2 separate regions of the Mus musculus genome follow, and region 1 is linked to region 2. A link is a contact called in ENCODE Hi-C or POLR2A ChIA-PET data. All regions are on one chromosome and are shown on one strand. Each heading gives the region's core, a stretch centred on a gene start or an enhancer-like site at or near the end of the contact. The rest is flanking DNA. Distances are from core to core; before and after follow the strand shown. Region 1 overlaps Tgfbr3 (transforming growth factor, beta receptor III). Region 2 overlaps Tgfbr3 (transforming growth factor, beta receptor III).

Region 1 (3,715 bases), core at 734-3,233, 100 kb after region 2:
AGAAAAATAAACAAATTTCAGTAAGAAAACAGTGTTGAAATTTCGCTAGTGAACACACATGTCATATGTAAAAAGTTAAATGGAGAATTTCTGAAAAGTATCGAAGAGAAACAATTTGTCCTGAAAAAGACCGGGGCAGCCCTCAGGCAAATTGGGGTGGACAGTGACTGTTAACAAAGACTCTTACAGAGAGTAGTTTTAAAAGTGACATGCTTATACTTCACATACTAAACATGAGGCAGGGTCTCACTATGTTTCCCAGGCTAGCCCAACATTCTTGGGTTCAAGTCCCTCCTGTTTCAACCTCCCTGAATGGCTAGCATCACAGGAATGTACCAACACACTCAAGTAGATCTTTGGTTCTGTGTGGAGTTTTTAGGACCGTGACAGACACGCCAGGCAGACACCTGTCATATCAGCAGTAACAATGTACACAGTCAGGGACACTGGACATGCAGTTCCAAGAGCCAGCAAGCAGAAATAGTTCTTAGAGACTGAGCCTCACCATGGCGAGGTTACCACTAAGATCAACTTCAATTGCACTGAGAGTCAATCTGCAGAGAGAAAAAAACAAAAAACAAACAAACAAACAAAAAACAACAAAAAACAAAAAAAGAACAGAAAGAACAAAACTCATATTTCAACTCTTCACCTCTTCACCAATATTAAAAAGGAGAAAGGGCTTTGCTGCCTCTCTGCCACATTGCAGAAAAACTCAGTCCTGGGCCATGTGATCCAGAAGCCTCTTTCTAACCATTTCTGGTTCCTGTCTAGAGCTCTGTCAAGGTTGTATTGCTGTTGCTTTACGTGTGTGTGTGTGTGTGTGTGTGTGTGTAGTGGGTCTCTGTGTGTCTGGATCTGTGTGTGTCTGGGTCTGTGTGTGAGTGTGGTTTGTTTGAGGCAAGGTCTCACTGTAGTCCTGGTAGGTCTGTACTCACTCTGTAGAACAGGCTGGCCACAAACTCACAGAGATCCACCTGCCTCTGACCCCTGAGTTCTGGAATTAAAGGTGTGGCCGTCATCTAGCTGAGATTTGTGACTGATATGTGTATCGGGGGAGGGGAGGTTGTTGCTTTGTTTGAGACAGTTGAAATATATATATGTATGTGTGAGAGAGAGAGACAGAGATGCAGAGGGAGAAAGAGAGACAGAGACAGAGAGAGGCACAGAGAGAGAGAGAGAGAGAGAGCGCGCACCCAGGTTTATAAGGTGCCACACATATAATACGCTATCAATCAAAAAATATCAGCTATTTTGATCACTACCCCATTCTCTTTGAGGTCTTCTTGCTGATAACTGAAAAGATCGGAGTGTGGTCGGTCATTCATGTAATTCTTAGCTCCTGCCCAACAAGTTTTGTGTATTGCCACAGGGAGAAAGAAGTCAAGGTCAAGGGAGAACAAAGTTACCAGCAATGCTGACAAGTTAGAAAACTTATTTGAAAGCCACGAAATTTACTTCAGCTAACCCCTGGAAGCCTCGCCTTTCTCTCACCATCAGATAAATGGAAATGTCTGTTTGCTTAAGAACTCGACAACAACACTGAGAGTTTGTCTCCCGTTTTTCCTCTTCAAAAATTAGATTTCCTAAATGGGTTAATAAGCTGGAGAGTTTGTTTCCAGGTTTTTTTCTTCAAAAATTAGATTTCCTAAACGGGTTAATAAAGAGAAATCTCCCTGAAAGAATATACCATTTCAACGAACACCAACAGAAATCTTACTAAAGCAAAGACCCATAAGGAGCACTGAGAAGATGGTTTACAGGAGGATTTTTATGGAGCAAATAACCACAGGCAGCCCAGGGCGCGCGTCACCTCTGCTCACATCTGTGCAGGGCCTGTGGGGCTGCGCTGCAATAATCCAGGAGCTTACACCAGTCCTGAAGGAACCATGGAAAGAAAGGCAAATGGCCCTATTAAAAATACGGCCTGCAAATTGCTGACAAGAATATTGGGCAATTATATAATTATTATATAATCGAGCCAAGCTAAACAGTTTGATGCCCAAAGGCAACCACAGCAAGTTCACTCCGGATCTCGAGACATCTCCGAGGAAGTGCAGGACAAGTTGAGACTCCACACAGCTGTGGTGAACAAAGAAGGAGCTTCTTTGAGCTGAAGCCCCTCTTTATGAGAACGTGTTCGAAAAGAAAGCAAACTGCGAGGGTTTTTTTTTTTTTTTTTTTGTCTAATCTCCCCAGTGTGCTGACAGAGTTCTAGGGCCTGGGAGGACAGGAAGGGAATCCCAGGGGTCCCACCTGGCTGATGTCCAGCCAAGACTACAGACCAGAGCTGTGGCATGACTCAGGAATCCAGCCCCTCAGCTGAATGCTGGGTGGAGCCAGGCCTCCATAATTGTGTACCTCTGAAATAAAACCAGAAAACACCAACTCCTCTTTCAGGTGAGGTTCTGTCATAGTCACTTAGCTGCTGACCCGCCTTGACATCATGAAATCTCTTTGGGCTCATGAGCTGTGTGAGTGCGTAAGTAGAACCACTGAGACCCTGGAACAATCTGGAGGCGACTGCAGAGTGATCTCTTTGCTCGCCACCCAAAGCTTCACAGCAGTGTGCTCCACTGCTGGGGATGGGAGCCTTTAGCACCACAAATTAGCAGAAGAAAACAGGGGGGGGGGGGCACTCACAGGTTAAAAACAAAGAAGAATGTGCCGCTTGCTAAGTCTGTTGATTTCGGAGCATGCTGTGTTTACTTCTGAGACCATTAATCAGAGCTGGCTGCTGCACATTCCTGAGAACCAGCAAAGCATTTGGGTAAATACAGGGATTAGCTGAGGAAAGCCTGCTCAACCAAATCCTTGACAGCACCACGAATCTAGACCCACGCTCCAAAGGAGCTACTTAGAAAAGCCTAGACTAAGGAAGGAATGTGTGTGTGTGTGCGTGTTTGTGTCTATCTGTGTGTGTTTGTGTGTCCGTCTGTGTGGTGTGTGTCTGTCTCTGTGTATCTGTGTGTGTGTGTGTGTGTATATTTGTGTGTGTGATGTGTGTATGTCCCTCCGTGTGTGTGTGTGTGTGTGTGTGTGTGTGTGTGTGTGTGTGGTATGTCTCTGTCCGTGTGTGGTGTGTGAGCATCTGTCAATTTGTGTGTGTGGTGTGTGTGTGTGTGTGTGTGTATCTGGTATATGTATATGTGTGTGTCTATGTATATTTGTGTGTGTATATTTATCCATCTGTGTGTGTGTGGTGTGTATGTGTTTGTCTGTGTGTATCGTTGTATATGTGTCTCTATATATAATATATTATATATATTTGTGTGTGTACATGTGTGTATGTTCCTCTGTGTGTGTGGTGTGTCTCTGTCTGTGTGTGGTATGTGTGCATCTGTCAATCTGTGTGTGTGGTGTGTGTCTGTATGTGTATCTGTGTATGTATATGTATGTGTCTATGTACATTTGTGTGGGTGTATGGGGGCATGTATGACACCATGTACATGTATGTACATGTGTGTACATGTGCATTGGGCAGCCCATGCAGATGTCAGAAAACAACTTTGTGAAGTCCTTTCTCTTCCAGCTCTGAGTCAGTTTAAGAATCTAACTCAGTCATCAGGTGTAGGCTATGCACAGCAAGCACATTTACTGTTAGACCATCTTGATGGCCCGGAAGATTTTGTTTGTTTGTTTTAATGAAGGGAAAACATTGTTTTTAGAGGGAAATGTGGCAAAATGGATGTCTGGTAGCCAGGAAGAAAAAAAT
Region 2 (3,602 bases), core at 816-3,315:
AAGCTAGTTCCTTGCAATAGCTCTCCTTCTGTAAATCCCCTGCCAGGTCTACGTCTCCGAAACTCTGGCTGATACAGTTTCGGTGAATTGCTGATGCAAGCCCTGGGAGAAATGGGCTGTACGTTCTGGCCCACTGGGCAACCAAACCCAAGAATGGCTAAGGAATAGAGAGCCTAAAGGACATCTCCTTGGGGAGAAGCATTGGAGAAGGGGCCGTAAGCCAGGCACACTGGCTGGTGTCCTTTGGGAACTTCCAAGTTGGAGTTTTATGCCCCTTTCCCCCAGTTTTCAGTTTATAATCAAGTCTCAGCAGACAACCAGGACGGTGTCCTCTGCCAAAGCTAAGAAAGTTGAACTAAGCACATTTAAGCTTGGTGATGAAATGGTCCCTGAGGTGCTAAGGGTATATGTGTACTAATTAAGCAAGGCAGGCCATGGAGCTGATCCAAAAACAGTCCAACCAGGAGCCCAGAGGAAAAGTGTACTTGGGGAAGGGGTCAACGAAACAATTGACAAACCCTCGGCTGAGTGGAATGCCACAGGGCCTATACCTCAGTTCCCAAGTCATTTACAACAGGCATTGTTAAAATGAGGCCTTTGCTTACCTGGTGTCCCAGTTTGCTCTGAAGTTCCATTCTGAGGCCCTAATCTTGGGATAGCCATTTGTGGCCCCATGCTAGACAAGGGAGTTACCAATGACAGCATTGTTTTGCCTTCAGGTCCGGCAGCGTAGCTTTCCCCAACAAGGCCCCCAGTTCAGTATTCGGGGGAGTGCTGTTGCACATACTCAGTCAATTTCCTGCCCCTTTATGTGTTATAACCACCATCCAGCAACAGTTGGTCCACACACTTGTCAACCTCCCTGTCTCATTTCCTCATCTAAAGTAATGATAAATGATACCTACGTGAAATTTATCTTTAAGAACTGCATCATACAGCCAAATAGTTTTATGATAATAATAGCAATGGCACCTACATAACAGACTTGTTACAGAGATTACAAACGGAGTAATGTATGTAAGTACTTTGAAGCATCCAGCCCCCGATACACACTCTTTCATTTTTATTAACTACACTCATGCATGCATGGCCTCCAAACACATCATGAGGGCTTCAAGACAGACCTTAACGTTCATCACCCACAGTTTGTTGCTCAGTGGAGCAGAAGCTGAGCCTTCTTATGCAAACGTCTAGAAAGGGATTTCTTCTGCCTGTGTTCACAGATCAAAGCAATGCCAACCTTTCTCAAAAGATAAAGATAAAGGGGCAAGAGATAGCAAGTGAGCTATCATTTCTGTGGGCTGTAGGTGGCAGGTGCATGAGCTCCGGCTTGGGCTATCACTCACAATCCAAAGGGTACCCTGCTGACCACGTCCACCACGGGATCACTCACAGTTCATAACCCTAACCCTAACCCTAACCCTAACCCTAACCCTGATCTGCACCAGGGACTCCAAACCACCCAGGAGTAATGGCAAAAGCAGAGATTAAGATACAGATTCTATCCCACGATAAGATGATTTCTAAGCCAGAAAACTAGATGACAAGGATCGGAGATGCAAAACCTACATTGTCTCAAGCAAAGTGGACAGTTTGTGTGTACCCAGAAAGGAGCTGAGCCATGCTGCAGCCATTCCCTGAAACGGGTTGTGAGGTAGCTTTGGGAGCTGTCCCACAACATCACCATCTGCACCCAGGCACAGCCTAAAAGTTTCACATCAGCATCCCAGAGCCTCCTGGGAGAGTTTTTCCTCTCCTCTCATTATATGAAAATAAAACATTCTGTAACTTCCCTTAACAAAACACTCATTTTTTCTTACCAAATAGCTCTCCGGAGGTTGTCCACTATGTTACCCACAGCCCCAGAGATTAACCTTTGACATCAATGCCGGTGCCTGGGAAGGGCAGATGCATTACGTCACCAGATTAGCTTTATTCCAGAGCTCTAAAGAACCTCCTTGGACTATGCAAGGAAAACCAATCTTCTGTTCAGTGTACTCAAGTTTGTTTAACCTCAATTTGTTGAATGAAAGCGAGGCCTTCACAGGGCTGGGGCCGTGCCTACACACAGACATGACACAACACACCAAGTAGAGCCAGGAAAAGTCCACACTGGGTGAGTCCTCCTGGACAGGATGTCTCGCTTAGGAAACTACAAGAGGGCAAACCAGGGCTCTGGGCCACTCATCTACGCTGCAGTCACCACCCTCCCCAACCTGTCAGGACAAAAGCTTCTACAAGCCCTCTCTGGACCAGGTTTACCAGCTGAAACTGGACTCTCTCCAACGTTCTAAGTGCCACAGTGACATTTAGGAGAGGCTCTCTTACCACAAAGGGGCAGAAACTCAATTCTAGGAAATATGGTAGTTGACTGACCCCAGCTCCTGAAAGGCTCAATCCCCATATAATTACATCTCTGAGGGACAAGCCACAAAACCAACAGATAAGCGGCCTCTTGAGAAGAAACGCATGGTACACAACCACTTGGAATCTCCTCGGGACACAGTGAGTCATTCGGCCAGAGATACTGAAAAGAACCACCACGAATCTGGAAGTGTTTATTTAATCTGCCTTCAAGAGAGAATTTATTTGGGGAAAGACTTCACTGAATGGTGCAGTCAGGTCCCTAGGACACAGGGGTGACACCTCTAGCCTGGTGGGAAGCTCCGTTTGTTTACAGTTCCCTAAGCCATCTGCCTACATGCTCCTCAGAGTCCACCTCCCGGAAGCTGCTACCTCGTCTGCACAGGCAAGAGGGCAAGTCTCATTTTCTCCAACTTCTGGGATCTAAACAACGGTACATTTTTACACTGAACCTCAACTCCCAATTTTCTAGCTAGCTCTGCGAGCGAGCGGTAGAAAGCTCTCTGAACGTAGGTGACTCACCCTTCCCTGTCAATCCCTGGGTCATTTTCCTCAAGCACTCGGGCAGAAAAAACGGATGCTGAATCGGTGAACAGTTCATACGAAGGACATCATAGAAGGTTTGCTAACTTTGTGGGCTCTCAAGTATGGGGCAGAGCTGCCAAAGGATGTTAGAAAGATTTTGTTTTTTAATGCAAAACCATAGAACCCAGGAGTTTTTTCAATTTGTTTATTTTTAAGTTCCCTCCTCCACATGCAAGCTTGACTGAGTTATTCCCAGAGCATTTTTGGACACACTAACCCTCGGTTACACATTGCTTGGCTTGGAAAGGTAACAGCTGCGCATGTGTCCTGTTAGGTGGCGCATGCGCCTTATTAGGCTGACTCCCCCCAGTGCGGCCCTGAGCTCACATCTGGGGCTGCTTAACAACTGATTGGAAATTTAGCCTTTTGATTTCCAGTTAAATACTAGGCACAGGAAAACAAATAGCACTTGTTTTCACCGAGTCTTGTCAGGCATCCAAAATGCAGTGCAAATCAGAGAACTGCCTGTGGTTTGGTGGCAGAGGTCCAAAATACTTGGCCTCCCCGCCCCCTCCAGTTTAAGGAAAAGGAGTAAGCCAGATTTTGGCAATAAGGATTTTTCAGTCACCCTTCCCCCTTCTTTGGACACGCAGAGCTGTTTTTTAAATATTCAGTGTGTTCCTGGTATTAATTTACATTTTTCATTAGGATTA

Evidence for each region. A loop is a pair of places that touch in the nucleus more often than their neighbours do. ChIA-PET counts read pairs that join two places held with the same protein, here RNA polymerase II (POLR2A).
Region 1: a loop to region 2 is called in a map of Patski, with 2.0 times the contacts of the local background. The contact joins two enhancer-like sites. A Hi-C loop is called at or near these places in 1 of 37 maps with a recorded cell type or tissue (Patski). POLR2A ChIA-PET finds 5 or more read pairs at or near these places in 2 of 5 experiments (Patski and embryonic stem cell).

Annotation. Positions count from the first base shown.
Region 1 is chr5:107,266,353-107,270,067 of GRCm38, forward strand. All of the region lies in intron 1 of Tgfbr3 (transforming growth factor, beta receptor III), which reads right to left. Among named protein-coding and RNA genes, the nearest start is that of Tgfbr3, 21 kb to the right of the region's middle. Within about 2 kb of position 1,984, at least 1 of the 3 ENCODE cell types and tissues checked has a DNase peak (open chromatin) inside an H3K27ac peak, as active enhancers do.
Region 2 is chr5:107,164,751-107,168,352 of GRCm38, forward strand. The region is part of intron 4 of Tgfbr3 (transforming growth factor, beta receptor III); the gene reads right to left. Among named protein-coding and RNA genes, the nearest start is that of Gm42146, 72 kb to the left of the region's middle. Within about 2 kb of position 2,066, at least 1 of the 3 ENCODE cell types and tissues checked has a DNase peak (open chromatin) inside an H3K27ac peak, as active enhancers do.